Linked DNA regions of Mus musculus: all the other regions are linked to region 1. The links are chromatin loops, found by intact Hi-C in ENCODE. Cell type or tissue: left cerebral cortex. All regions are shown on one strand. Region 1 overlaps Hmgb1 (high mobility group box 1). Region 2 overlaps Katnal1 (katanin p60 subunit A-like 1). Region 3 overlaps Gm15411 (a long non-coding RNA gene). Region 4 overlaps Gm15997 (predicted gene 15997). Region 5 holds the start of Gm36405 (a long non-coding RNA gene). Region 6 holds the start of Ubl3 (ubiquitin-like 3). Region 7 holds the start of 5930430L01Rik (RIKEN cDNA 5930430L01 gene).

The links. Peaks named below come from ENCODE experiments on the same cell type or tissue, not always from the same donor. Only the 100,000 strongest peaks of a DNase experiment are listed, where the experiment ranks them.
Region 2: a loop joins it to region 1, with 2.3 times the contacts of the local background. A loop is called at or near these places in 8 of 42 quality-filtered maps.
Region 3: it touches region 1 in a loop (2.4-fold over the local background); 9 of 42 quality-filtered maps call a loop at or near these places.
Region 4: a loop joins it to region 1, with 4 times the contacts of the local background. A loop is called at or near these places in 7 of 42 quality-filtered maps.
Region 5: it touches region 1 in a loop (3-fold over the local background); 18 of 42 quality-filtered maps call a loop at or near these places.
Region 6: it touches region 1 in a loop (4-fold over the local background); 2 of 42 quality-filtered maps call a loop at or near these places.
Region 7: it touches region 1 in a loop (5-fold over the local background); 15 of 42 quality-filtered maps call a loop at or near these places.

What each region holds. Positions count from the first base shown.
Region 1 is chr5:149,046,792-149,050,791 of GRCm38, forward strand. It overlaps Hmgb1 (high mobility group box 1), which reads right to left. Exons shown (of 5, transcript NM_010439.4): 2 at 3,797-3,960; 3 at 3,504-3,649; 4 at 2,936-3,110; 5 at 1-2,122. The coding sequence starts at 3,946. The coding sequence ends at 1,946. Among named protein-coding and RNA genes, the nearest start is that of Hmgb1, 4.3 kb to the right of the region's middle. In left cerebral cortex, a CTCF peak has its summit at 2,395 (motif pointing left); a DNase peak (open chromatin) is centred at 2,398; H3K4me3 peaks cover 22 bases; H3K27ac peaks cover 355 bases.
Region 2 is chr5:148,895,039-148,899,038 of GRCm38, forward strand. All of the region lies in intron 4 of Katnal1 (katanin p60 subunit A-like 1), which reads right to left. Among named protein-coding and RNA genes, the nearest start is that of Katnal1, 32 kb to the right of the region's middle. In left cerebral cortex, a CTCF peak has its summit at 2,310; DNase peaks (open chromatin) are centred at 2,213 and 3,168; H3K27ac peaks cover 894 bases.
Region 3 is chr5:148,956,902-148,960,901 of GRCm38, forward strand. The region is part of intron 4 of Gm15411 (a long non-coding RNA gene); the gene reads right to left. It overlaps Gm52833 (a long non-coding RNA gene), which reads left to right. Exons shown (of 3, transcript XR_003956018.1): 2 at 1,198-1,348; 3 at 1,497-1,660. Among named protein-coding and RNA genes, the nearest start is that of Gm52833, 3.1 kb to the left of the region's middle. In left cerebral cortex, a CTCF peak has its summit at 1,655 (motif pointing left); DNase peaks (open chromatin) are centred at 1,420, 1,673, 1,867, 2,382 and 3 more places; H3K4me3 peaks cover 1,559 bases; H3K27ac peaks cover 2,276 bases.
Region 4 is chr5:149,522,934-149,526,933 of GRCm38, forward strand. All of the region lies in intron 1 of Gm15997 (predicted gene 15997), which reads right to left. It also overlaps a transcript of Wdr95 not described here. Among named protein-coding and RNA genes, the nearest start is that of Wdr95, 3.7 kb to the right of the region's middle. In left cerebral cortex, CTCF peaks have their summits at 1,859 (motif pointing left) and 2,675 (motif pointing right); DNase peaks (open chromatin) are centred at 1,158, 1,502, 1,846, 2,292 and 2 more places; H3K4me3 peaks cover 275 bases; H3K27ac peaks cover 1,444 bases.
Region 5 is chr5:148,807,054-148,811,053 of GRCm38, forward strand. Gm36405 (a long non-coding RNA gene) reads right to left here and starts at 2,233. Exons shown (of 3, transcript XR_377235.2): 1 at 2,086-2,233. In left cerebral cortex, CTCF peaks have their summits at 743 (motif pointing right) and 1,537 (motif pointing right); DNase peaks (open chromatin) are centred at 1,567 and 2,322.
Region 6 is chr5:148,550,683-148,554,682 of GRCm38, forward strand. Ubl3 (ubiquitin-like 3) reads right to left here and starts at 2,106. Exons shown (of 5, transcript NM_011908.2): 1 at 1,271-2,106. The coding sequence starts at 1,297. In left cerebral cortex, a CTCF peak has its summit at 2,120 (motif pointing left); DNase peaks (open chromatin) are centred at 370, 835, 1,276, 1,618 and 1 more place; H3K4me3 peaks cover 2,592 bases; H3K27ac peaks cover 2,725 bases.
Region 7 is chr5:148,993,158-148,997,157 of GRCm38, forward strand. It overlaps Gm15411 (a long non-coding RNA gene), which reads right to left. Exons shown (of 5, transcript XR_868721.2): 4 at 3,164-4,000. It overlaps 5930430L01Rik (RIKEN cDNA 5930430L01 gene), which reads right to left and starts at 2,058. Exons shown (of 2, transcript NR_102384.1): 1 at 1,961-2,058; 2 at 1-367. In left cerebral cortex, no CTCF peak of the experiment used is centred here; DNase peaks (open chromatin) are centred at 1,711 and 2,123; H3K4me3 peaks cover 1,394 bases; H3K27ac peaks cover 2,459 bases.

The DNA of each region.
Region 1 (4,000 bases):
AGTCACTTGTTCTTAAGTTGGTAATCGAGACCATTACGGCCTGCGGAGGTCCTCTACAGGCTTAAGAACACACGTGCAATCTTTAAGACCAACCTCGCTTTTCACTTAACATTCAGATTATGGCTCCTCATATGTATAGATTAGGGATGCTCGATAAAAAAACCTGTTTTTACTGCCCTCTAGCCTATTTAACATTTTAAAACTGTGTTCATGAATGGAGGGAGCATTTGGTCAAAGCATTTTGGAAGCTGGTTCCCTCCTTTTGCCATCGGTTGTCAGGGTTGGCAGCCAACTGCCTTTTTACCCACTATCTCACTGGCCCCAGCATCAAGGGTTGTTAATGGGAAAGAGCCTTTCAGTTGTTTATACTATAAGGCACTATTATAAAGTGTGACCAAAAGCTTAAATTCTTAAGTGAAAGTCATTTAACTAATATTTAAAACCTCTGTAATTATTAGTTTATTAGTATCATCCAGGACTCATGTTCAGTATTCCTCCTCAAATTACATTAACAACGCAAATGTAAAGAACCCAAGTCAAAATTATATAACAGCACTCCATCACAAAAGCGCGTGAAATTACAAGAACGCTATTTAAAACACTGGCACTTTAAGAGAACGATAATCTCAAAAAAAAATCCACAAAATTGCCAAATTGTTCCCTAAACTAAGCAGATTAAACCTGATTAATGAATGAGTTTGGGTTTTATAAAGAAAAAGCAAATGTATTGGACAAATGGTACTAATATGCAAAGTTTATCCTCTTGTATCTGATTCATAAAGGGACAAACCACAGTATAGGAAAATATACCCTTCATTTTAAATGTGGCATAATTTTAAAAGCTGGCTCAAGTAATTAAAAATACCTTTAAACAGTCAAGTTTCCTGAGCAATCCATATCTAGATAGAAGGGCAAAGGCTTTACAGCCAGCGTTCTTGTGATAGCCTTCGCTGGGACTAAGGTCAACAAATAGTACAGCAGTCTTGTATTTTAAGCTCACACTTTTGGGGATACATTCTCAGGTCTTCTTTAGTAGGGGAAACTGCAAAATATAACTGTCATTACACAGTAATGGCGGTTAAAGGAGAGTCCTCGTGTAAGGATTAGAAGGTACTTTTCTATCAGTCCTTCAAGGACAGACGTTCAGATTGCTTGATCCTAATAGTCCCACGGTGTGACAGTATTGATCACTCCTTGCTTTGCCAAGTAGGTTATATAATATCTCTTATCCAACTATCACGATTTAGGAGATTCTTCAACTATGGATGAAAATGTTACCCTACCACAATGGCAGGGCATGTGGACAAAAGCTCTCTTCCAGCTAACTAGATGAAAGATAACACACTAATAATCCATGTGACCCAAAATGGGCAAAGCAAAAGACTAGCTTCCCCTTGAGAAGAAAACTTTCAGACCTATGAAAAGGACAACAATACTAATAAAAAAAATTGTATTTACTTAGAAGCATTCAGAATGTCAACAAAACAGCCGCAATTTTTTTTTTGCAATTACAGAGTGGTATTCAGTTAACAGAACAACAATTATCTTCGTATAAGCTGCATCAGAGACAACTGAAGATGAAAAAAATAAAACCCAAAAAGAAAACCAAAAGAAAAAAAAAAAAAAACAAAAAACCAAACTACTGTCCCCATATATAACTAATTTGTGCTGTGCACCAACAAGAACCTGCTTTAAATTTCCATGCCAATTTACAACCCCCAGACTGTACCAGGCAAGGTTAGTGGCTATTGAAAATACCACCAGGACAGGGCTATCTAAAGACACATTCGGTAGTGTGTTAACTATACAAAAAAAGACACTGTACAGTTTAAAAACAAATCTTACACAGCCTTACATTTCAATTTTTTTCTTTAAAAGGAGTGAGTTGTGTACAGGGGGGTTAAATGCTTTATAGACAAGAAAAAAAAACTGCGCTAGAACCAACTTATTCATCATCATCATCTTCTTCTTCATCTTCGTCTTCCTCTTCTTCCTCCTCTTCCTCATCCTCTTCATCCTCCTCATCATCTTCCTCTTCCTTCTTTTTCTTGCTCTTTTCAGCCTTGACCACCCCCTTTTTCGCTGCATCAGGTTTTCCTTTAGCTCTGTAGGCAGCAATATCCTTCCAAAACAAGGAGAGGAGAATGAAACAAAGACAAAAAATAAAACTTCACAAAGTCTCCACAACACACAGGCCCATTGTACCTTCCCAAATAATTAGACCAAGGGAAAAGGCAACATAAAAATGAACAATTTGCAATCTACAACTCATGAAATGTCAGACTAATATTTGTGTTGTTATGCCTCACTGAAGTGCAATTATATACCACATCCTAATTCTAGTTTATGAGGACTAGAAGGCAGACTGATCAAAGAGTAATACTGCCACCTTCTGAACACAAAACAGCATTCTACAGGTTCACAGCCAGAGTTTAATCCACAGAAGAAAACTGGGGGGAGGTTGGGGGTGTGTATCTAAAAAAATAGACATTTTCAGAAAAAATTACCTCAACAAAAATTAGCTTTTAGGTATTTTAATTTATGTATACGAATTACAATTTTCCTCCATTCTAATGACAGTTACCTTGGCAAGCTTAAAGTTTAAGCAATTTTATTTTAATCCAAAGTGAACATATAATAATTTGCACATAGGCAGTACAGTTACTTTGCCCAATCTATTTTTGTAGTGTATGCACATAACCATTTAGAAACCATTCTCACCAAAAGTAGCTACAAATTTCCCCCAAATTTGGATACATACTAAGAAATACAACTAAAACAGCTTAAAGGCCTTAGCTCAAATCAGATTATAGGAAAACTGAACACACTATTGGCCGTTCCTGTATGAAAACAACGAAGCCTGCAAACAAAGAGGAAATAAGACGAGTTATCAAGTATAATCCCCTAACACTGGGTATCCTGTCATCCTCCTTACCTTCTCATACTTCTCCTTCAGCTTGGCAGCTTTCTTCTCATAGGGCTGCTTGTCATCTGCTGCAGTGTTGTTCCACATCTCTCCTAGTTTCTTTGCAACATCACCAATGGATAAGCCAGGATGCTCGCCTTTGATTTTGGGGCGGTACTCAGAACAGAACAAGAAGAAGGCCGAACTAAAACCAGAAATGTACTTTTAGGATTTTAACAAACTAAACACTCAACTCTGTACTGCTCTGCAGTGTTTAAGTAATTCATACCATAGTATGGGTAGGGTGTAAACATTCAGACATATATACAGATGCAAAACATTCTAAATTAGTTTTGAGCAATTTCTAAAGATACAAAAAGAACCAAAAATCGTAGTGATATACTGTGCAAAGGAGTGAGTTTCTCAGTTCAAATGCCTTCACTAATAATACCACCTATCTTAAGTTACATTGACCCCTCAAATACACGACCCAAGCCATTCTCAGCTAAGAAACCAAACACTAGGCACTCGACGTGGCTCAATCAATTCCTACCTACTCTAAACAACTCAAAATAAAAGCTCATAAGCTCATACTCACGGAGGCCTCTTGGGTGCATTGGGGTCCTTGAACTTCTTTTTGGTCTCCCCTTTGGGGGGGATGTAGGTTTTCATTTCTCTTTCATAACGAGCCTTGTCAGCCTTTGCCATATCTTCAAATTTCCCCTTTTCTTTAGCAGACATGGTCTAGAAAGAATTATTTGTAAACTTGACATAGAGATGTTCAATATGCCAGCCTAAAGCACTTTAATAGTCATATAGTAAGGAGAACACCCAGCCCGTTCATCCTAATTTACAACTCAGAGGCACTCAGCATCTCTAAAGCCCTCTTACCTTCCACCTCTCTGAGCACTTCTTGGAGAACTCTGAGAAGTTGACAGAAGCATCCGGGTGCTTCTTCTTGTGCTCCTCCCGGCAAGTTTGCACAAAGAATGCATATGAGGACATTTTGCCTCTCGGCTTTTTAGGATCTCCTTTGCCCATGTTTAGTTGATTTTCTAAAATAAAGCATTAGACGTTAGTAACGAAAACTGTGAA
Region 2 (4,000 bases), 150 kb before region 1:
CTCCATTTACCAGTAAACGTTGGGACAGAACATGTAGCTCAGGCCTTCCTGCCTCCTCAAGCAGCCCCTTTCCTCGGTTCTCCAGTTTCACAGCTGACTGAGCTGCTTAAAGAGCACAGTGAATGGCCAAGCTGACAGATCCCCCAAAGCAGCCAGTACAAAGGCTACAGGCGAGATGGACCTGGGACTTTCCTGCACTTACAAGCTTTCCCCAGCTACTGAGTCACCACACAGGACTCAATGGTCTCCTTCAGGACAGCTCTTGGGGCCCTATCACAGAGTTACTCAGCATGGCCCCAAGCAAGTGCAGTCATAACATCCAGCCCCAACCCCCACCCCAGCTCTCCCGCCTCCTTCTGCTCAGGACCTTTCAGACCCACTGCTTAGAGGACCCTTTTCAACCACAGAATCAAGAGCTAAAGAAAAGTTTAGTCTGTCCTAAGTCCTTTTGCTAATATTGTGGCTTTAAGAAAAAAAAAATTCTAGGCTCCTATTCTATGAGCTGCAGGACTCTGCAAGCGTCCTGCAGTGCTGAGGTGGTGAATGTGACGATGCTCTGATTTCTCAGGGATTCCAACCACAAGATCAGCTTTAATGTGTAGAGCCACACCCCTTCAAGAGCATCAGCCCCTTTCTGTCTGATAGAAAAATGAAGGGCAAGGGGTCCAGTGAGGAGACAACAGACCATGATAGACTTCTCCAGTTTCACTTCTGAGGTAAACAAAGAAGCAGTCAGTACCAGAAGAGAACCAAATGGCTCCTGTGGCAAATGTCCTGATCATCTGAGCCTCCGAGCAAATGGCCAAACAGTGTGTTGGTGACCTCATCTTGAGGACCTGCTCACTTGGGCAGACTAGTGCTAGGGCTAGGTCAAGTGCTTAGTAATATCCTTGTAGCAAAAGTGGCAGGTATTAAAACTGACTCTATTAAAACAAGCTCCTAGCATAACAACACAACAAACAATACCAACCAACTTAAAACAAGTTCTGTCTCGGATCACATTTTACGACGTGGCTAGGCCATGGCTATGAGTCACTCGCAAGTCAAACCCTGGGAACACTATGACCATTCTCCAGTATGCTCGAAACGAGGTAGTGAGAGCATCAACAGGGGCCGACTTTGTGATTTCAGATTTGCCACATGGAAAGTGAAGTTCAAATCTCACTTTCACACAAATGCCCTCAGAACAGGGAGGCGAGGCTGGCTCGATACACACCAAGAGGAAGGAAAAGCCCCATCTCTGACTCAAAGAAATGGGAATCGTGGGACTGTCCAAAGGCAGATGTGAGCAGGTATCAGACAGCTCATCGGATTGCTAGCACGGTTTCCAGGCAGGGTGAGGATGCACTGTGGCCCTCTCTAAGCACCTATCCAGCCCCCCGTGGGAAAGCCGAGCTGTTGACGTGACTGAGGACAGGATGGAGAAACGGGCAGCATCCGATCTGACCTGCACTTCAGACAACCCTGGTGGCTACTGCTGGAAAGGATGATGGGAAGGAGGAGGAATCTAACAAGTAAAACCCTTTCCTGCACAGAGAAGTCGGTGCGAGCCTCTGAACGACCTGGCCAGTCAAAGCAAGATGGTGAAGGGAGAACTCTGAGGCTACAGCAGAATCACCGTGAAAGTGGGCGAGTAGTGTCATTATCACAAACATAAAATAGGGCGGGGAGAGCTGATACATACGCCGTGTGCCTGAGCAGAAGTAGTCCATTAGCTGCACTACTTTAATAAACAGACAGCTTTCAAGCAATGAAGCTGACATCTGGGACATGGGGTCTTCTACAGAACACTAGACTGGAACATCACAGAGTGACCTCAGAACTCTTTCCTTAGATTTGCGCACGAAGCACTAAGGTCAGAATTAGCAACCATTTGACAGTGTGAAGGCTGATAGACACTTTTCTTTTCCCTAAAGCAAAATAGTTAGCTTCTTTGTACTAATTTCTAAATTATTCAAATCAAGACAACTTCCGTAAGGATCTTTTGTGAGTCGTGCCTCTTATTCTATGTGAAGAAAATGAGGCTCTAAGTGACAAAGCAAATATTTATAGCTTGCAGTCAGTGACTGACACAGCCTGTCCCCAAATGCAAATAGCATGCGCATCTTCCTTTGCAGCTCCTCTCACTGTGGGACTGAGTGATTAAGACACAGACAGCTACTGCTCTGTGCCGTGCATTTTACAGACACATTGTTCAATGACCAGCTGAGAAATGGCTCGCACATCACACCACGTGGAGGAGGATTCCGGGAAATGTGGGCCACGAAAGCCAATGAGCTACTACTGGAACCACCACCCTTGGCTGCTGTTACTGCGGAGGCCGATAGGAAGCAACAGAAGAGGCGGGTTTCAGATCAACATAGGATTTTTCTGACAGCGTGTCCTGTTTGACAAAGATACTGCCTTTCTAGTCAGGCAGTGAACTACATACAGTCACCCGAACATCTCCGAGCTGTAGACGGCCTGTGGCTCTTTCTATAAAGCTGTTGCTTCTCCCATGTCCAACTTACCCTCTGCTGCCTGGACTCAGTAGATAAAAACAAATGCAAAATTTCTTAGACGTATCATTTCTTTCTTTCCTCCCTTCCCTGCCTCCCTCCCTCCCTCCCTTCCTTCCTCTTTTTCTTGGTGTCAAGATTAATTACATCCATGGTTGGGTAAGCACTCTTATCAAAGAACTACATTCTCAGCCTCAATATATCAATTATACATATTTAATTGTTTTTGTTTTTAAATGTGTCTGTGTGTGTGTGTGTGTGTGTGTGTGTGTGTGTGTGTGTGTGTGTAAGCCAGGGACATGAGATCCTCCTGGAGCAGGAGTCACAGGATTGTGAATTACCTGACCAAACTCAGGTCCTCTAGGAGAGCAACAAGTGCTCTTAACCATTGAGCCATCTCTCCAGCTCCAATATCTCTTCTGTAAACTGCTAATTCTGTATAATCTTTTTCATGCCTCTGTTTGTCTCCCACTGTCAGGTCAGTCTAGCAGCTGACATCCACAATGCTCACGGTGTTGGTGCCCTGGGAACCTAGCACATATCAGCACATTCAAGAAGCGAGGAAACTGGCAAACCAAGTCAGCCGCCCGTCCAAGCGGCAACAGCGGCCTAGGCACTCTAGCTGTGGGCCTGGGCTTGCAGCCAGTTTGTTCACAGGGCACACTGCTGCACATGGGGGCTGCTTCCACCCCACAGCAGAAACAAACACAGGAAACGTTAGACAAGGACGCCAGCCTGCAGCCCACCGGAGCCCTACTGCCCCACAAAGTAACGCAGGCAGACAATGCAGAGCACACTTACTGACGTGGGTGCAGCGCCCTACACTGCCCAATCAGGATACAAGGATTGTAGCAACAGATCCACAGCAAGCTCTGTGCTCACCAATATGCACACTCTTCCCACAATAGTCATGAGCAGGTTTAGTGTGCCAGGCTCTGTTCTAGGCACAGAATACAGCAATGAAGCAAAAAGACTGAGACCTCAGTGCTCATGAGGTTTAGGAGGAATAAATGAAATATGGTTGCTAAGACTTCACATTCAATCTTCCCATTTATAAAACACCACATTTAAACAGAGATCACAAACCCTTGGAAACTTGACAACCTTGAAACTGAGAAAAAGCTCAACAAAAATATACAAATTCTAAAATCAAGAGCTGAGGAATGCTCACGGAGCTCGGCTGAATCCCAGTAAAGGTGCTCACCCTGAGGGAAACACACAGGTGAGACAAAACCTCCCCATAACCCAAGAGCACATCTCTCAGACACCAAGATCATAAATGGGAAAAGAAATCCAATGTGGATTTAAAAAAAAAAATAGTGCCAACCTCTACATACGTGCAATTCAGCCACAGCTATAGAGATAAAAAATGCCGTAAGATTACAAATATGAAAATGGATAGATTGTTTAATGTGAGAAGACCAGAATAAGAGGGTCCTTAAGATACCCCACTGATGAAAAATAGCCACAAAGAAGTTTCCAGTCTCCTAAGTTATAAAGTA
Region 3 (4,000 bases), 90 kb before region 1:
GGAAGCAGATGAAAAATTTGCAATTGGGAATTTAGGACCCACGGTGGTCTCCTGGCCCCCTCCATAACGCTTATCAGTAAAGCTTATATCCCATAGTGAATGGTAGAGTATCGACTCAGGAAGCTGATCAAACAAGAGCTATGAGTCACAGAAAACCAACCACCTGTCAGAAGTTCCTTAGAGACACACTGAGGTGGCTGCAGAATGGCGCACGGGGATTAGTTCATTATCTGAGAGCCAGCAGCCATCACTAGGAGTTTGAGGGAGGTCTCTTAACGGAGACAAATCACACTTGCCTACAGGCAAGCAAGAGCAGATCAAACGTTAGCAAAGCCACTAAAAATATTTACTTTTCTCAAAAAGCTCCTACAGGATATGCTCAGAACAAAGGCGGGCTTTGTTTCTATTTCGTCTGAGTCCCTGGTAGTCCAGCCTGACCTTGAACTCCCCAAATATCCTCAAACTCCTGATTTTCCTGCCTCTACCTCCTAAGGGCTGGAATTACAGTTGTGTGCACCACACCCAGCTTAAAACAAACCAAGGGAGAAAACTCAAGCCCCAGGGAACAAGGCACACAACACAGAAGACAACATGGATGGAAGCTCTGAGGGAGTGAAAGGGGTCCAACACCCAATACCCAGTCATTCGTCAGAACAGAACAGAACAGCAGTACAAAGGAAGATGTCATCTCAGAGAAGAAGGCCCTGGAGAGGAGCAGCAGGGTTGTGACATTGGAAAGCACTTGAAGATTAATTCCTAATTTATAAAAAAAAAGTCACAGAGATTGGAGATCAACTCATAATTAAAACTTCACAATTCAAAAGATAAGGCAAATGGAGCAAGCTGGTTACACACCTGTAAAAGATAGATGCTCCAGCACACAGAGGCAGGAGGATTGCCACAAGTTCAAGGTCAGCCTGGTCCTCACAGTAAGATCCAGGAGAGAATATGTATGATATGTATACCTGTGTATGTTGTATGTGTATATATGTGTGTAATGTGTGTGTTTGTGTATATGTGTAATGTGTGTGTGTGTGTGTGTATGTGTAATGTGTGTGTGTGTGTGTAAGTAGAAAGGCAATCCCAGTTTGATGCAGATAATACTTACCTAGTAATGCAAATATGACCAGTGACTTCATCAGATGTGGACAGCATAGCTCATGCTATTCTAAAATGTGCTTTTCTTTTTTATTTTAGTGTCTTAGATATCAGAATACATTGTGGCCTTCATTATTTATCTCACTCCTGTGGCAAAAATGCTCTACCAAGAACAACTGAAGAGAAGAGGGCTCAGCTCGCCTTCTCCGGTTTACTCAGTCAGGATCCCAGCCCATAGTGCTGCCCACACGTAAGGTGTTCTTCTACTTCAAGTAACCTAACGTGGACAACCCCTCGGAGGCTTGCCTAGAGGCTGTGTCCCATGTTATTCTAGATCCTATCAAATTGACAATAGTTACCATCCTAGTTTCAACGGGTGCACTTTTCTTCTTCTATAGTGCTTCCTAAAATGTTGTTAAAGGACTGGAGAGATGACTCATGGGTAAAGGGGACTGGCTGCTCCTGCAGAGGACCGAGGTTCCATTCCCAACATCCATGCAGCAGCTCACAACCATCTGTAACTCCTAGTTCCCGGGGATCCGACGCCCTCTTCTGGCCTCCACAGGTAATGCATGCGTATGATACAGACACATGAAGTAAACATCTATTTTTTAATTAAGCTAAATCTCGTGGACAGGTAAGATGGGAAGAAATACAGGAAATTTGAGGGGCAAGAAGGCCTGAGGAGGCAGAAGGCTTTTCCTTGACTTCCGTAGCAACGTCAGGACTCTCTAAATTAAGATAACAAAGACACAGCTTTTAAAATGCATTGCCTAGGAATAAGTGCTCCAAACACCCCAGTACAACTAAACGCAGAGACGGAAATAAGAGTAGACCAGGGAGGCTACAACTTTGTGATTTTCCTAGAACAAATTAACATGTGGACTTTAAAGCTACCTCTGTGTATTTGGATTAAAAATAAATAAACATAGAAACAGTGAAACGAAACTCTTCTGCTCCTGGCCGCACAGGATAGTAATATTCAGGCTGTGGAAATCAAAGAGATTTCTCCACCAGGCTGATGCCTGACAGGTCCTTCTGTCCTCTCAGGAGGTTGTAAGAAGCCAGGCTGCCGGGACAATGCATGTCACCTCAGCCTCTGTCTTGGCACCAGGGGCAGCCTGACTTCTGCCTCTCAGATGACATACCGCTATGCACTTGGGGGAAAGTCGAAACCGCAGCGTGCAGATAGATGCTCCAGTGACTCAGTCCTGGGGAGAGGAAGGAAGCCGGCGGTTGGTCCAGCAGATGGGGAGCCTCCTCCGCAGACACCTGTCAGCAGCGGTTCTAGAAGCTAGGCCTTCTGGGTTCCAGAGGATGAGCCCAGCATTCCCCACTCCCCCACGCAGAGAGGCACGTACGCAGTCCTCAGAGAGATTTGCACCCGCGTCTGGGAACCACGTGACAAAGAAGGGTCCTCTGCACAGTCTGGCACCGCGAGGTGCTGGGCTTGTGCTTCTGCAAAGGTTCTGCGCAGTCCTCGGGTTCCCACCTGGTGGCTCACTACCCCCAGGTTCCCACGGCCAGCTCCACGTGGGGACCAGGTGTGCGGGTGTTGGAGGTGGGGGTGGGGATGGAGGGGGAAGCGTTTTATGGATGTCGCAGGGGTTGGCGGGGGTGGGGGTGGGGGTGTCCTGCTCCACGGAGCCTGGCAGGAGCGCCACACCTCCCCAGCACGCTCAAGGTCCAGCCTGCGGCTCAGCAGGGGACCTCGGGAAGCGGTGCCCCGCCTCCGTGCAGGAGCTCTGGGATTGGGCAGGCCCGCAGTTAAGTATTATAAACAGCCCTCTGGACAACGAAAGCTGACTTCCTGCAGAAACCTCCCTCTCCCAAGTAGGTCCCTTTTCTCCTTAGCCCACTGTCTGCGGGTTTCTAACACTAACGCCTTCTACTTCCCTAGATTCCCTACCTTGGTGAGGTTGGGTGCAAAGGACACCAGCAGTCTAGAGTGGAGAGTTAGGCTTCCGGTCGTTCCCAGGCCTGAGTTAAAACCTGCTAACCTGGCTTACTAGAGGCTTCGGGAGTCCTCAAAATCTTTAACCTTAGTGGTCAGAAGACCTCCAGACTCAACCTTTCTCCGCCCCTGGGGCTATTTCAGGCTCTTCTCTCAGCAAGAAAGAGGGGACTGCGTCCCCACTGTGGGGTGTTTAGCTGCCCTTTGGAAGAGACAGTCCCTTCTACCCACTCACTCTATTTGTTAGGGCGCAGAAGACCAGTGGAAACCCTTCTATTCACAAGCCAAGGTCGTGTCCTACTTAAATGAGAAAAACGGTCCCTTGCTGTCTACTGGGTCATGGTGCGTAGCTAATTTAATCTAGTTTGTAAAATGCCTAGGAAAGTACAGACTAGTCAGGTGATGATTGAAAAGGATTCCTTTTGATCTCTTTGAGTCTAGCAAGCTCGGCAGCACTGGGCGGCAGGCAGCAAGGTCAGGGTAGCGAGCTTGCAGCAAGACTAGTATTTACAGGTTAGGTCTGCAGTCAGTGCACCTCACCCCTCCCCACCCATCCACCACACCCCATTCCCTATCCAGCACACCCACCCACGCGCGCCCGCATATACACACACACACACACACAGAAAAAAAAACCTCAAGAGGTGCTCTGTGGAGGAGACCCACAACTGATGTGGTTGTGGGGGCACCTGTAGTCCTGGCTACTGGAGAGGCTGAGGCCCCCTGAGGTACCTTGAGCCCAGGGGTTCCAGGTCAGACTGGGAGGCAGGGTTAGGGTTGGGGGGAAGAGATGGGGAAATGGGAGAGACGAAAGAAGGAAGGCATATGGTATATGCTCTGGGTTCCAGTCCCAACACCACAATTGTTTTTTAAGTAAGACAGAAGCTGGTGGCTCTGTGTAAGAGCACTGGCCCCTCTTCCAGAGGACCCCAGTTCCATTCCTAGCAC
Region 4 (4,000 bases), 480 kb after region 1:
ATCAGAACAAGTGTGCTCCCAAAACTGTGACAAAGGAGGCTTGATGCAGAGGCCTTAGGCAGCTCCTGTTCCCCATGCCCTGTCTGAAGATGGTGTTTTGTTTCTGTCTTTGCTTTAGCTCCGTGGAGCCTGACAAGTGCCTGATCCTCTATGGCGATGACCAGGTAGGTTGTGTGTGTGTGTGTGTGTGTGTGTGTGTGTGTGTGTGTGTGTACCGAGTCAAGAACCAGAATGATGTCTACTGTGCTTTCCAGGGGTGAAGCGGGGGGACTCCCTTGTGTCCTGAGGCTGAGACCAGACCAAGAAGGAAAATAGAAAGGCAGACAAGATGGGATGAGAACAAGAACACTCAAAGAGCACATGAGTGGTGCTCCCTAACCTGTGTGATGCTCCCTAGCACTCGAGGGGTGCTCACTAATGTGTAATGTCCCCTAACATGTGAGTGATGCTCCCTAGCATGTGAGTGGTCCTCCCTAGCATGTGAGTGGTGCTCCCTAGCATGTGAGTGGTGCTGCTATCATGTGCATAGTCCTCCCTAACTTATATATGTTGCTCCTTAATGTGAGTGTGGTGCTCTCTGCTGTGTGTGCTGCTCACTAACATACAAATTAGGCTCACTAATACACCCATTGTGCTCACTAAGGAGCCTGATGCTTTTAGTACTATCTATTCACATCACTACACCCCGCAAGGCAGAGGTCACCATGAGTGCTTATAAGAATGAAGAAATTGAGGTACAGTGCAGCTATGCAGTTTCCCCCAAGCTTCTGTGTTCCAGAGATGGGGGACTGGTCTATGCCCTTGGCTCTAGACTTTCATGATCACCAAATGTCCCTCGTTAAACAAATACTTGAAGACACAGGCTAGGAATAGAGGACCCTGTCTAAAATCCCTGCTGACAAAAGAGGGAGGGACATTGCCTCCCCCAGATGAGTCTCCACTCAGCCAAGACAGAAAAATCCTTCAGATGAATTTTGCTGCACAATTAGAAATAAGGCCTAAATGCAGATTGCCCCAGCAGAGGAGACTGAGTGACCTAAACACAAATTGTGACTGGATGACGAATTTCTAGACTCTTCCTGGTGAGCTGATTTAGGCAGGTCAGGAGGAAATGGAGCATGCGTAGAATTGAACCCACCCCCACTTCCCAATCTCTCTCAGGCACCATCTCTCTGTGGTACTTGAAATGTCTTTTCAAACAGAGGTTTTTCTTAAGAGGAGAGAGAGCAGACAGGGGACACACACACACACACACACACACACACGAACACACGCACACGACGTATTAAATCTTACAGAGATCTGCAACCCAAGCCCCACGAGGTGGAAGCGGAGACAAGCAATACGCTGCCCTGCTGTAGGGAGCACCATTCATAAAGACTAGTACGGGAACGGTGCCTTGGATTTGGGCCACACAGCCTCCAGGCTGGAATTCCCCAAATGGAAGTTGGCAGGACTGTGAGGCAGAGGGAAGCCTCTCTATGTCCTCGGTGTCCTGTGGCAGCCAGCCCCTGTTAGTGGAGTTCCCTGCCTCTGCCTCTGCCTCTTCTTGGATGCTTTCCTGGGTATGGGCTGGCCTGGTTACTGCCTTCCAGCACACGCCAGAGAGGGAAGCCAGAACCGGTCCAGGCAGCACCGGCTGCTCATTAGAAAGCAAGCTGATTGCTGGAAATGCAAATGACCCATTTCACCTTATCCTTCTGACAGACACGCTGGGAGCGATGACTGGTTGCTCCCTACCTGTCACCACTGCAGCTCTGATCATTGTGTGAAGTGCCTGCCACACTTGAAGTGCATAGATAGCAGCCATCACGAGCGCCCTTCAGTTGTAGACGCAATCATCCATTGCCCCCTAGTGGAGTCCATGTGAATGACATGGTAGGCACCCCGTGTGTGCTGATTTAGGATTTAAGCAAATCGAGGTTGCGTTTTATTTTAAGAATGGCTTGCAGCTCCTGCTGATTTCATCTCGGCTGCTCGTATCTGTGTCTCTTAATTAGCAGCCATGAGATGGAATAAAATGTCAATCACGGGTGATTTGCGGAGCTGAGTTTGAATGTTAAAAAGTCATGGCATTTTCAAACCATATTTAAGACCTCATTTGATGATCATTCAAATTTTTTTTTTACCCTTAGTCTGGGAAAAGGTTTAAAATGAATGTAGTGTTAAGCATCTCAGGTTGGCATTTCGCTGAGCTTCGGGGTTATGTGAAAGAGAAACAAGATTATTTGTAAGACAGAGGCAGTAACCGAGTCTGCTTTGTCATCTAATCTGTCTCCTGACCCTGCTCTGGTAGATTTCAGAGGCTCCCAGTTTGCATAGTTCTTTGTTGTCCTGTATCCATGGTACCAGGGACTCAGTCATACTTAGCATAAGAGGAGCTAGATTTGTGACAAGGGACCTTTTTTATCACCACATTTGTGAAGGCTGCTTCCTGGGTGACTGTCCTTGCAGTGTCTGCAGAGCTAAGGCTCATAGCATGCATTAAAAGGCGATTGTCAACAGTACTTGGCTGTGCCACAGTAAGTTTATTAAGGGATCTGCTTCATGAGAGAGAGAGAGAGAGAGAGAGAGAGAGAGAGAGAGAGAACTTAATATGTTATTTTTCATTATGTGGGTCTGTGGGGGGGGATGGGCACATGGGTGCAGGTAGCTGCAGATACCAGCAGAGGGCGCTGGTTGCTCCGGAGTTGGAGTTACAGGTGTGGGTGCTGGGAACTGACCTGGATCCTCTGAAAGAGGCAGTGTGCACTCTTAACTGCTGAACCATCTCTCTAGCCCTGAAGTGTGTGTGTGTGTGTGTGTGTGTGTGTGTGCATGCAAGCAAGCATAAGGCAGTCAGAGGACAATGTGCAGGAGTCAGTTCTCTCCTTCCACCATATGGGACACAGGGATCAAACTCAGGCTTGTCAGGCTTGTGGCAAGAGCCTTTAGATAATGAGCCATCTCACCAGCCCTAAACTAATACATAACTTTTTTAAACTTTTATTTATTTCGTTTGTGTGGTATTTTGCCTGTGCACACATCCATGCAGTGCTGTAGAAGCCAGGAAAGGGTGTCAGATCCCCTGGGACTGGAGTTACTGCTGGAGCCGAATACTGCTCTGTGGGTGCTAGGAGCTGAACCTGGTCCTAACCACTGAGCCACCACCCCCAACCTATCAGTACATAAGGTTTACACTTTCTACAGGACTTTCTTATTGCCAGGACATTTTAAAAATGGAATTATGCCAGAGTTCAATGCCTCCCTTGTCTTATCTGTGACTCTGTGGACTGTACCAACTCCTTTCTAGTAGCCAGTACTGATGCCATCTAGACCTTTGTGGGAAAGTCTGGGCCAACCCTACTACTCCCTAAGGCAGTACTACGGGGGCGGGGGCGGGGCTGGGGGGTGGGGTGGGGGCTGGGGGACGGGGATGGGATCAGCTTTCATCTGTACTTAAGGAAGGATGCTTCAAGAACATTATCCCTCAGACAGTGTTCTGGGATTTGTGACCCTGTTGAGGAACCTGATGAGAGACTGTGATTGGTTGGGGCGATCTGGTCACAGACAATGGTATCTGCTTGAGACAGAGAAGCAAGCTCCCCTCCTCCACAGCATCTCTGTTCAGTGAATGTGTTTACATCGGGCTGACTGTGGGTCATTAAGCCCCAGTGATAGGAAACTTTTAGGAGAGGAAACCATTCGTGCATACACAGGAAATAGAACTCAGTTGGCAAAATTTTCCACCCTGTGTAGATCTGAAACCACGGTCCGCAAGGTGCTTTAGGGGACCTTCCTCAACACACTGCTGTTTCCCCCAGAATGCTACGGAAGCTTTCTACTGGTGACTCAATGTTTTAAACTTTTCCTCTTGAGTCAGAGATGAACCGAAGCCCAGCGAGGCTCAGGGTGAAGAGGAAAGCTATTGTCTGGCCTTTGGCTTCCGTCATGGGGTGGGGCTTGACTGCTTAGCAACTGAACAGAAATCTGTGCCAAGGGAGGCTAAGAACCCCCTGTA
Region 5 (4,000 bases), 240 kb before region 1:
CATTGCTAATAGTGTCCAGTTCGGGGCCACCGAGGTGACTGCTATTTCTTGGAAGCTGGCATCAGATTCCCAAGGATGTCACATGAGGTTTGCACAAGTGCTCTGATTTGATGTGGAAGGAGCTCTGTAGGGCTCTGCATCTGCACAATGAGAGGATGTCTCTCCCAACTTTCCTAATGCTCTTTAATACAGTTAGTTTATGGTGTAAACTATAAACTTAAAATTATTTTTGTTGCAATTTCCCCCAACCATAAAATTATTTTTGTTGCAATTTCATAACTGCAATTTTGCTACTGTAATGAACCATCATATAAAAATCTTATATGCATAATATCTGACATTAGAACCCCTGAAAAGGTCATTCAACCCCCAAAGGGGTTGAGACCCACAGGTTGAAAACCACTGCGCTATACTGTAGGGACTTCCTGTCAGAGGTCTGGCTGCTCTGTGATTGAGGTGACTTTGCAGGGATAGCCTGACAGACTTACTCATCAGCTCCTGGCACTCTTTGTGAGCCAAACCAATGAATGGGAATCTAATACAAAAGGGCATTAAAAATCTTGGTCTGCATATTGAAGGGGGCATGAGGCACAATTTGATGGACTCCAAAACCTCTGATCCCTCACGGCTTATACCAGCCACGTGGCACAATACAAGAGCAGACTTTTAAAAATATTTCTTTTTTATGGGTATGAATGTTTGCCTACATGTACGTATGTGCACCAGATGTATGCAGTACCCACTGAGACCAGAAGGGGGCAACAGATCCCCTGGATCCTAGAGTAACAAAGGATTGTGAGCCTCCATGTGGGTGCTGGGGACCAAACCTAGGTCCTCTGCACAAAAACAGTAACTGTTCTTAGCCCCTGAGCCATCTCTCCAGCTCAAGAGCATCCATTTATCAGACAACTCACGAACACACAAGCAAGAGGCACACCCTTGTATCAGCTCTCAGTAAGTATTGAACACTCTCTTTTGGCAGGGAGAAAAATAACCTCTCCCCTAGATAAGCCTTTGTGTTACATGAGAATAAATAGTTCTGAAGCTTTGTAAGCTTGAAGGTGTGATGTTTTGTTTGGTTTTGGTTTTTTGATTGTTGTTATTGTTTGTTTTGTTTTGTTTTGTTCGTGGTGGTAGTAGATTTTTGCTGTTGTTATTGTTTGTTTGGTTGGTTGGTTGGTTGGTTGTTTCGGTTTCTTCGTGTAGTCCTGGTTGTCCTGGAACTAGCTCTGTAGACCAGACTGGGCTTGAACTCACAGAGATCCACCTGCCTCTGCCTCCTTAGTGCTGGGATTAAAGGTGTGAACCACATTGCCAGGCTGAGTGTGAATTTTTAGTAAGCATCTTTCCTTACTCAGCTGTTTTCTTGTGAGATGGAATTCTATCTAAGCCACACCTGTTAGCTTTCACCTGGTACTCACAGAGTTAAGTGCTAGACTGGGCAGGACCAGGGCTGGGGCCTGACAGAGTGGGGGCGGGGACACTAAAAACAAACAAACAAACCAATCCTACCAGCCAGTAGTGTTTCTAGCTGTGGCCAGCAGGGGGCAGCTTTTCCCTGTCTAAGCAGAAAAACCTCTTCCATACTTTTCTCAGAGACTGCGGGTTTAAATGGAGCTTGCGGGAGAGCAGACCTTCCCCCACAAGGTGGGAGTAAATCTTTTCTTAGCCTTTGGCTATGTAGAAAGCAGAGGTGAAGAAGCTATGGTTCCGTTCCATTCCCAAGGTGTTCTTCACTCAGCCCTGATGGCTCTCTCTCTCTCTCCCTCCCTCCCTCCCTCCCTCCCTCCCTCCCTCCCTCCCTCCCTCCCTCCCTCCCTCCAGAACATGGGCGTCAGTACCTGAAAGATAAATTCGCCCATCCCTGGCCGCTAGAGCAGTCTTTGGGTTTAAGACACGGCAGGGAGAGTCGGGAGGGAGCCAGGACAAATCGAGGCAGGTGGCAGGAGTCTGCTCCGGCAGTCCCCCCATCCCCCACCCCCCACCCCAGGAGGCTGAGAGTCTAGCCACCCTTGGTCTCTCCTCCCTCCTGTAGCTCGAAGCCTCTGCCTCCCTTCATGAAAAAGATGTTTTCTATACGCCTACCTCAGCCATTAGCCAAGGGGTCACTTGAGGTTGCCCTGTCCGTCCTACAATCCACGGAGTCCAGCTTTGCTGTTGGTGCATGGTAACCGGTCCATGGTTCTGGGGCCACAGTCCTATCCTGGGGAAGGAACTGGCACTTGTCAGTCCTCTGACGGGGAATGACAGTGTGGGGAATGACAGTGTGCCTATTTGATGGGACAGAGCACACACCTGCTGGTGAGCCCCACCCCCTACCCCCGGAAAAATAGCCGAGTTTCCCTCCACGTGGTGAATGTGCTGACAGAGTGTGTGACTGCAGAACCGTGCACACTAGAAGCAGGAACGCACCCAGAGGGCTCTAGTGTTGTCCAGCTTGCCACTTGATGCTTAGCTTTAGCTACCAGGAGCCGGGGATGGGTCCCCTGCTGCAGAAGCTGGTGGCCTGGCTTGTAAAAATACCACATGGGTACTTTTGCCCCTGAGAAAAGTGATATGGGATGTGGCCATGGTGTGTAATCTCTGGGGGTTATGATTTGTCGGAGAGGGGAGGTGGGTGGATATTCCAGGATTGGTATGGAGCCAGAAATCTAAAAATAGTTTCTACACAGCCAAGGAGAGGGACAGTAGTTTCTCTCTATCGGGAAGGAGCTAAAGTCAATGAAACAGTCACAAGGTAGTGGTGGCAGGTCCCCAGTGATCATATGGTCTCCTAAGAGACAAAAGTCCTGGAGCTCTATGAAGCTGAGCCCTGTGGCCCCTTCTGGGGCTCTGGATCCCCTCCTCAGCTCTATGGCATGAGGGAGACTCCTGTGGAGCCATAGACTCCTCAGTTGCAGCAGGGAACTACCCAGGCCTGAGGCCAGAGGCCAAAGGAGGAGGCTGTGTTAGAGAATCCCAAGTCATCCCACAGGGAGTCAGCCACCAGCACACACAGGACTGCACGGCACCCAGTGACAAGTGCTCCGCATCACCAGAGCTTCATAATGTCCCTCATGTGGCATCCACGGAGCCAGAGACAGTGTTGCCCGAGACTGCAAAGCTAGTGAGTAACTGTCCCCTTCCTGTGTCTCATTTTGTTCCTTAGGCACCGCAAAATGACCCGGCCTCCTCTATCACCCTTCAGACACTGAGCTGCCAAGTCTCACAGCATCAGGACTGGCATACTCTGCATTGTCAATGTGACACAAACCAGAGTCACCAGGGAGGGAACCTCACTTGAAGACCCGCCTCCATTCGGTTGGCCTCTGGGGAACTGTCTTGATGGGTGGTCGCAGTAAGAGGGCCTAGCCTGCGGTAGGTAGGCCGGTAGGCCGTACCATCCCTAGGCAGATGGGTGTGGTCTATCTGAGTAAGGTATCTGAGCAGGCCAGAGGGAGCAAGTGGCATTCCTCCATGGTTTCTACTCTAAATGCCTGCCTTGAATGCCCACCGAGTGTAGCTTGCAAAAGAAATAAATGACTTCCTTCCCCCAAGTTGCTTCCGGCCCCTGTGTTTATCTCAGCAACAGAAAGCAAAGTGGGACAAGGACCAAATGGGCACAAGCTCTCGCAAACCTTTCCTTCTGTATCAGCTGACTTTCTCAGTGTTTTGTCAGCGACAGAAAACTGACCAACACAGCAAGCAAGGGACAAGATGAATCCAGCTGGTGGGAAACACACCAAACCAGCATGGCAAGTCAGCATGACACCAGAACCCCGGTGCCCATTCAAGTATTTAGGGCTGATCAGAGAACTACAGATTTGCAGGAGGCACTCAGCACCTGACTTCCCTGGCCAGTGGCTGGAAGCTGCCTGTCCGGGTGCCCTCAGTTCATCCTTGGGCTTAAAAGTCGGCTGCATGGCTGAGCCCAAGGTCAGAAAAGGAGGGGCTCTTAGGCTCCAGGATACATCAAATAAGGATACATTAAATAAGAATACATTTAATAAGGATACATTTA
Region 6 (4,000 bases), 500 kb before region 1:
GCGCGGTGGCCACCCGGGAGGCAGGCCCAGTGGTTCCTTTGCATTTGAACAGCATATTAAGTGGAAAATCAAACAAACAAAATGCCTTTAAACCAAGGTCAAAATACACAATTTAGGGTCATTTTTCTTTTAAAAATATGTAAAACAGGTCATCTCTCCATAGAAATATTTGACATTTTAAAAATGCAACCATTAGCAAAGTTCAATCTTGGTTCTGCACTGTAATACATACACATTCAAATGTCAACTTGACATAAGTGGGCATGATTACATTAACTTCGATTCTTTCAGAAGGATTATTCATCTCCCAGTTACTTGCATTATGTCTGCCTTCAGGACTGCAAAGTGTCACTTCACGCGCCCACAAACCCACCCCTCAGCACTGTAAGGCTACACAGTAACTGTCAGTCAACACACTCGCAACCCTAACATTTAGAAACCAAAGGAAAAAGCCTCAATAAACAATAGCAGTTTTTGTTTCCAGTTCTCAACGCCCAGTGATCCAGGCTCAATAAACATGCTTAACTGGCTTAAAACAAACAATAGACAAACAAAAACCTAAAATGCAAAACTGTTAATTACTTGGTACCAAGAAACCTTGGAATATCTATATTTTAAAAAGGACGCTTTACGCCATAAACCTAGAATTGAAAAACATTTAAATAGCTCCGGTTGTCATAGCTGTTCGTTCAGCTAGACGTTTCGAAGGGCTCACAGCAAGACTTTTTCCAAAGAGGTGCGCCGCTGCCCCTGAAATGTATCAAGTGTGCACCTACGTCTGAACGATCTTGTCTGTCACTGAGCCAGACAGCCTCTTCCTACCCTAGGTATCCAGCTCGCCGCCCGTCCCCGGCCGTGTCCACACAGCCCTTGACGTTTTCCCGAAGCGTTTAAATCCAAGCCTTGAAAGCCTTCTAGCAATCGGGAAGGAATTTCCTCCGCTTCCACTGCATTTCCCTGCCTCCGGCGACTTAGGAAACACAACCGAACCAGTGACTCCCAGTGGTTTTAAAAAAAAGAAGAAGAAAAAAAGAAAGAAAAAGCTGCAAAACCACACCAAAAACCAGTGCTTCCTAAAAGAAAAGGGGGGAGGGGGGCAGAAGAGCCAACTTCTCCAAAGCCAAGTAGATTGGCTTTTCCAGAAGTGCCCCCCATTTCTCACCCCCGCCGGGCCCCAGAAACCTTCGCCCCGACGCCAGCGTCGTCTTCCGATTAAATAAGATTGGAAACCACACTACAATCCGAACGTCGGAACTTATCGTTCACTTACCATATCCGCCGGGACATGACTGGACATCTTGCCTTTTGAGAGTGGGCCAGAGGTTTACGCAGAAAACAAAACAAAAAGCAAGAGCAGAAGTGCTGGAACTACGGAAAAAATAAAAAAGAACCTTCACAATTCTGATCGGTTTGTGCTGAGCTTTTCCCAAAAATGAAAAAAAAAATAAAAATTAAAAAAAAAAGTAGAAGTTACGTGGGAGCACAAGAGCTTCTGGGGCGAGAGGCGCGAGGGGAGCCGATCGTCAGCAGCAGTAGCAGCTCCAGGACCCGCCGCGCCAGGTGGACAGAGCCGAGTGACACACGGACATGGAGCGGGGTGGGAGGGGGTTAAATGCGCCGTCCTCTTTCCCCGGCCCAGGCGGTGATTCACACGCGCTCGCGACTCAGGTCCTCATTAAAGCCCCGGCGACGAAGTGTACAGATAACTATGTGGCTACACATCGAGCGCCGAGCTGAAAGCGGCCGGGGCCGCCGAGAAGCTCAGCGCGCGCCGCGGGGCCGCACAGCCGGGCTGCGCGCAGCCGCGCTCAAGGGCATCGACCTCGCCAGCCGCCGAGCCGAGCCGAGCCGAACTGGGCCGAGCCGAACCGAGCGCAGCGCCGGGGGGGCTCAGGCCGCGGGCGCCTCAGCGCAGCCGCGCCGGTCGGGCCGCATCGCGTCTGGGCTCCGGCCGCCTCCGCCTCGCTGCCTGCCTTCCGCAGCGTCTTCCGGGGGCTCCTCCCTTAGCTTGGGAACAGCTCCCCCTCAGAGCCCTGACTCTCCGCCTCCTCCTCCACTTCTCAATCCCACACGCCCCGGCCGCCTCCTGTCATCGCCTCAGCCCAACATGGCGGCGGTGGCCCCTGCTGGTGCCCGAGAGCCGACTTGGGAATAGCGCCCCCCACCTCCCCCGCCCCCGTCTGCGCTTGTTCCGTTCGTCACAACGGAGCCCTCTCGGAGCATCATGGGAAATGTAGTTTGTGCAGGTGAGGGGAAGGGGCCTCCGGGGCGTCCTTGCCCGCATCGATGCCACGCCCCCGCATAGCAACAGTTGCTAGGAAAGGATAGCGCCCTTGTCTCGGTTCAGTTTAGAGGCTCTTGCTCTGGAGTCAGTCCCTACCTGTGTCCAGAAATGCCATGATCACGCGGATTGTTGGAGGAAAACAACTTGCACGGAGAAATTCCCTCGCGCACTGTGTAGACACAGTTAAAATAGGACACACCGTGGTGCAGAAGCATGTGTTTTAATCATTGCAAGTTCTCCACATCCTGCAATCTCAAACCATTTTATTGAGTGAGTTAATCTTTAGGTCTCCTCAACATGACAGTTTGAAGATCAGAAACAATCATTGATTTCCAATAAGGCCGTGGAAGTTCAACAGAAACAAGACTCTTGTGAAGCAGAGGCAATGTCTGAACACACGTTTCCTGAAGTCCTAGGGCCATAAAGCTGCAATCCGCTTAATTGAAATGACCAGAAACTATATAGTGGTAGTGGAGACTACATGTAGATTCACCACTTCCCAGCCTAGCCCCTGTTTGACCCGGTGACGTAATTGTATTGTGAATTTAAAACAGCATAATATAATGCCGATGCTAGAATATTTAGGTGAAAAAATAATGTCTACCACGGATCTAGGATCAGAATACAGAAACCACAAGTATTCAGTTGAGCCTTATTCATATCTCAGACCTTTCGGAAGGGCAGTCTCCACACGATACTATTACACCCACCTACAGTTGTGACCTCACCTAAAGGCAGCCTTGCCTACCTTCCAGGGCTAAAGTCTGGGTGCTGTTAAGGATGATTTCATGCATGGCACATACATCGTTTTGTAAATAACAGCACATCTTCTGACGTGAACGGTGGCTACTCATCCTCTTTCTCTCTCGACGCACAGGTGCACCACAGGCTCTGCGGCCACTGAGAGTTCAGACGTGAGCTATGCAGTCCCTGTTGTCTAGGAGCCTGCGTCATTCCCCAGAACCATCTCCCCAGTCACGTGTTCCCTCATCGGACGGGAACTCACGGGACACTTCAGAGGACCTACTTGTCTCTTGAGTGGCGGCCTGGCTGAAGGCATTCCATACACTCCTAGGAGCCTACATCACAGACCCAACTCCCTAAGAATCCAAACGTAGAGGAAAACAGAGGCCCAGGCTCACCCCAATGTGGCTTCCCTATTTCAGCATCTGTGGGTTCCATGGTTTTCTACTCTTAATGTAGTTTCTCTCCGTGTGTGTTTAATAAGCACAGAACCCTTCCCCACCATGAACCCTTCTGGAAATCCAAACAACTGAAGCTTTTCAGTCCACCAACAGATTCTGAAGGAGTACTGCATTACCATTTAAAGATGTTTACCACGTTAATTCCCCATGCCACACCTACTCTCAGCCCCCTTTCCCATGCCACGCCTACTCTCCTCAGCCTCCTTCCCCCTCCCCACCACCCACCATGGCTCTGACAGACCTAAGTGCTGTTGAAAGGCAAGAAGCAGAAGTTGGCAGAACGAAGGAAAGCTGTCCGCCAGCCCCATTGCCAGGGATGTAATGACCCCTACTTTGAGCCCAAAATCACACAGCATGTCTTCTACGGGATGCTGTCTGCCACTGCCCCTTCTGTATAAGGCCGCGCCTTTTAAAAGTAAGCTTGCTGCACCTGGTTGCATTTCTAACTACTCAAATAAGACAGGCTGAGATGTTATTATCCACAAAACTCGTTGGAACCCTCTCCTGACAT
Region 7 (4,000 bases), 54 kb before region 1:
GATTAAAGCTGTTCTCCACCAGGCCTGGAAGACTCCTGGTCCTCTCTGGCCTCTATTTCCTTCACGCCAGGCTTTGGCTTTCTAGATTTTTTTGTTGTTGTTTTTGTTTTTGTTTTTTTTTTATGCTTCAACTCACTGAAGGAATACAAAATATTGGATCACATTTCCATGGCATATTCTCTTTTCACTAGAATCTTCCTTTCATCCTCTTTCATTCCCTCAATAATAGGGAAATGGCAGCTAAGATGAGACATTGGCCAGGTACAAGGATGCAAGGATGCGTGCCCATGAACCCAGAGTTTGGGAAATAGAGGGAAGAGCATTGGGAGTTACAGAGAGATCAGCCTGGATCACATGAGACTCTTATCTAGAATAAAATAAAATAAAATCATGACCTCAGTTTTGCCCACCCAGTATCAGCAATTAAAGCCACAATATTTCAATACTATCTTAGAATCCTACAGTGGTTTGGGTGCACTGGCCAGTTGTTACATCAAGGTTGACACAGCTCAGGTCATCTGGAATAAGGGAAGCTCAGTTGAGAAAATGCCCCCATCAGACTGGCCTATCAGCAGGCCTTTTAGGGGATTTCCTTGATTAGTAACTGAAGTGGAAGGGTACAGCCCACTGTGGGCAGCGTCACTCCTAGGCAGGTAGGTCCAGGCGATATAAGAAAGCAGGCTGAGCAAGCCATGGGAGCAAGCCGTCAGAAACATCCCTCCATGGCCTCTGCTTCCTGTCTTCAGGTTCCTGACATGACTTCCCTCAGTGATAATGTGACCAGAGCTGTAAACTGAAACAAACTCTCTTCACAAGTAGGTTTTGGTCATGGTGTTTTATCCAAGCAATTGAAAGCATACTAAGATGACTTTATTAAAATCAGTCTAAGACAACAGATTGAATTAAAGCCCATTCTTGTAAGATGCATCTCGGACTTTTGGGGAATTTAAGAAACATGGCATTTTACTGCATGTATGGAACAACAAATAGAACTCAAGAATAATCAATTTTTATAATTAAGTCTCCTTACTGAGTACAAACCCAAAGGAAAAGGGATTAGAGCATTGTTGCAAAAGTATTCTCATGGGATCGGAGAACCATTGAGTAAACTAAGTAGATTTAAAACTGGTGGGCTATAGAGGTAACCGGATACCTCCGGTCATCTTTTTATTTATTTTTGAGTTGGCTCTCACTATGTAGCCCTGGCTGTCCTGGAATTTGCTGTATGAACAGGGCTGGCCTCAGACTCACAGAGATTCATCTGCATAAGACTGAATCTTCATTACGCAGTGACTGGGGAAAGGTCTGTTTGCACAATGTGAAAAGTGGAAATTTGAGGTTTTAAAAGCGCGGGCTTCTTCCTTTGTTTATTCCCTAAGTCCCTTTCTCTGTGCTGTACCCACTCCCTCCAACAAAGCTTGGTCACTTTCCATCCCACTCGCTATTTTCACTTCTACGCTAACATCAAACTCAATTCTACGTCACAGATTTTAGAAGCACCCAGGAACAGTACCCAGCCTAGAGAAGGAGAAAGAAATGTCTAAATTCAAAGGCTGAGCAAGGAAACCGCCTGCCAGGCCTGCCTGCCTGGTCGGTCTCATCAATCACAAGACTTAGGTGTCATGAAAACTCCGCCAGAGCTCCCACAGGCTGACGTGCCTCCTCCCTCTCATCGTCTCCGGGAACCCTTGGCACCAATTTCTTAAGGCACAGAAACCTGGCTCTCCGCTTAAGTTTTAACCAAGAACTTCTCTGAGGTCCCAGCAGCGCTGGGGCGGCGCACTGGCTCCTAGGCTGCTGATGCTGTGGCCCTAGCTACCCAGGGCTGCAAAAGCAGGAGGTGCCGCGCAAGGCTGCAAGTTCTAGAGAAAGCAGGGGGCGAGGGGCTCTGTTTGCCGGCTCCGCCATCTCCTCTAGAAAGCACTTAGCGAGAATAAAGTCACCCGCCCACCCCGGATACCTTCTATTGCAATTCTGACGTCCGGGCCTCCTTAAAGCCAGCATTTTTCTCCCTGGGAGAAAGCATTAGTTAATGATTGCCAGCCGCCTTCGCTGTCTGGCAGGCCACGTGACCTGGACACGTGACTTGGAGCCGGCTGGGATGGTTTCTCCTCTTTGAATAAGCTCCTGCTTATTATTGCAGTTACAAGCCTGTGGAAGCGGTGGGTGCAACGTGATTGCCTGGCGGTTACACAACGCCAGAGAGCTGTGCTCGCCGCTGCCAGCCAGCCGCTCCGGGGCTGACTTCTAAAGGAACAGAAAACAAACAGGACTTGCTGTTTTCCAAAGTGAGAGTTCGTTTTCTCTTTAGAAAAAAGCATCTTGGCAAAAGGCAAAGCCCAACCTTGCCAAACTGTACTAGTTCTTTTGGGGCAAAAAGATAAAACTACCGTGCAACAGGCGATTTTTACCACGCCTTTCTCTTCTTTCTCCCTGAAAAGGCCTCGAATAGGTTCTTTTTACGTTTATAAAAAGTGTACAATAATAGAACTTGGAGGCATATACTTTTAATCCCAGCACTCCTGGAAGCAGAGGCACATAGAAATTTGTGATCTTGAAGCCAACCTAGTTTACATAGCAAGTTCCTGGCCAGCCTGGGATACACTATGAGAACCTGTGTCGTCGTCGTCCTCGTCTCCCCCACCCCCCAACGCCACCCTACAATCTATCCCCCACCCAGTATTAAGGTTCTAATACAATAGTAAGAGTGTTTGGCTTCCATGTATTAAAGCTCTTAGGATTAAACCCAGAGAGAGGAAGAGAGGGAAGAAGGAAGGGAAAAGAAAAAGGCTCTATGGTTAGTTTTAAATTTAAACTGCAAATGAAAAGGTCTTTTGTGGCTCCTCCTGCCTTTAATTTGTAAAATATTAACAGTTGAATTTTTATTTTCAGCGTCTGGAAGAAGCTTCATAGGAGACATTATATGCATGCATATGAATGAAAATATATGCAGATTAGCCTCCAGAGGGCCTTTCCCCCCACCAAGATATCTTTACTGTGTGCGTCTTAGAACTGTCCAACGTCCCTGCAAAGGGAGCCCTGCAATGTTTAGCTTTCTCCTTGTTGACAATTACAAGAGATGGGCAGAGAGGGAAAAAAAACCACACAACTGAGTAGGACAGATGCCCTCCCCAGGTGGGACTGCTGAGGGAGGTCCCCATACCTGTCTCTTCCTTTGAGGCGACCCTTTCTCCAGCCCAGGCCAAGAAGTTCTCAGTGGTGAATTCATTCCACAGCCTGCTAGCTGTTACTGCAGGAGCCTCGATAGCAGGAGTAACAACCAGAGACAGACAGGCAGACAGACAGACAGACAGACAGAGCAAGCCTGCCTTCTTGGGGTTTTACTTCAGAGATCTCCAGGGCCCAGCCTGGCCTGGCCTGGCCCAGACTGAAGTAGCTAGTGCAGTCTGAGAGGCCCCTTTCTGTTCTCCTGGCATTGCCAAGGGCCCTGCTCTACTGGCTCGAAAGACTCACGGATGTGCCAGCTGACTCACGGTGTGGTGGTTTGAACAAGAATGCCGCCCCCTCCCCCCCCTATCCCACCCCACCCCCACCCCCGACAAGCTCATGGATTTGTCATGGTGCTTTTGGAGTTCAGGAGGTACTGCCTGGATGGGGTAAGTGTGTCACTCTGAAGGGGCTTGGAGGATTTAAAGACTCCACGCTGCCGTTTGCAGCTCACTTTGTCTGCTTTGTGCTGTGCCTCCAGATGTGAGCGCACAGCTTCTTGCTCCTGCCCCTGGGGCTCTGCCCCCTTCTATTGGACTCTTGAATCTGAAGCCCAAATATGTTTTGTTTTTCCTTCTCTAAGGTGCCTTGCTTATGGTATTTTTACCATAGCAACAGAAAGGTAACTGAAACACATGGGAGAACAAGAATTCAACCTTTGCTGGAAGGCTCAGGTGCGACCTCGTTTCTTAGGGACCCTTCAAGTCAGCCTCAGGAGGCTGTCATGCACCTTCATTTATAAGGGTCTGGTTGCTCTTGGCAGCAGGACTAG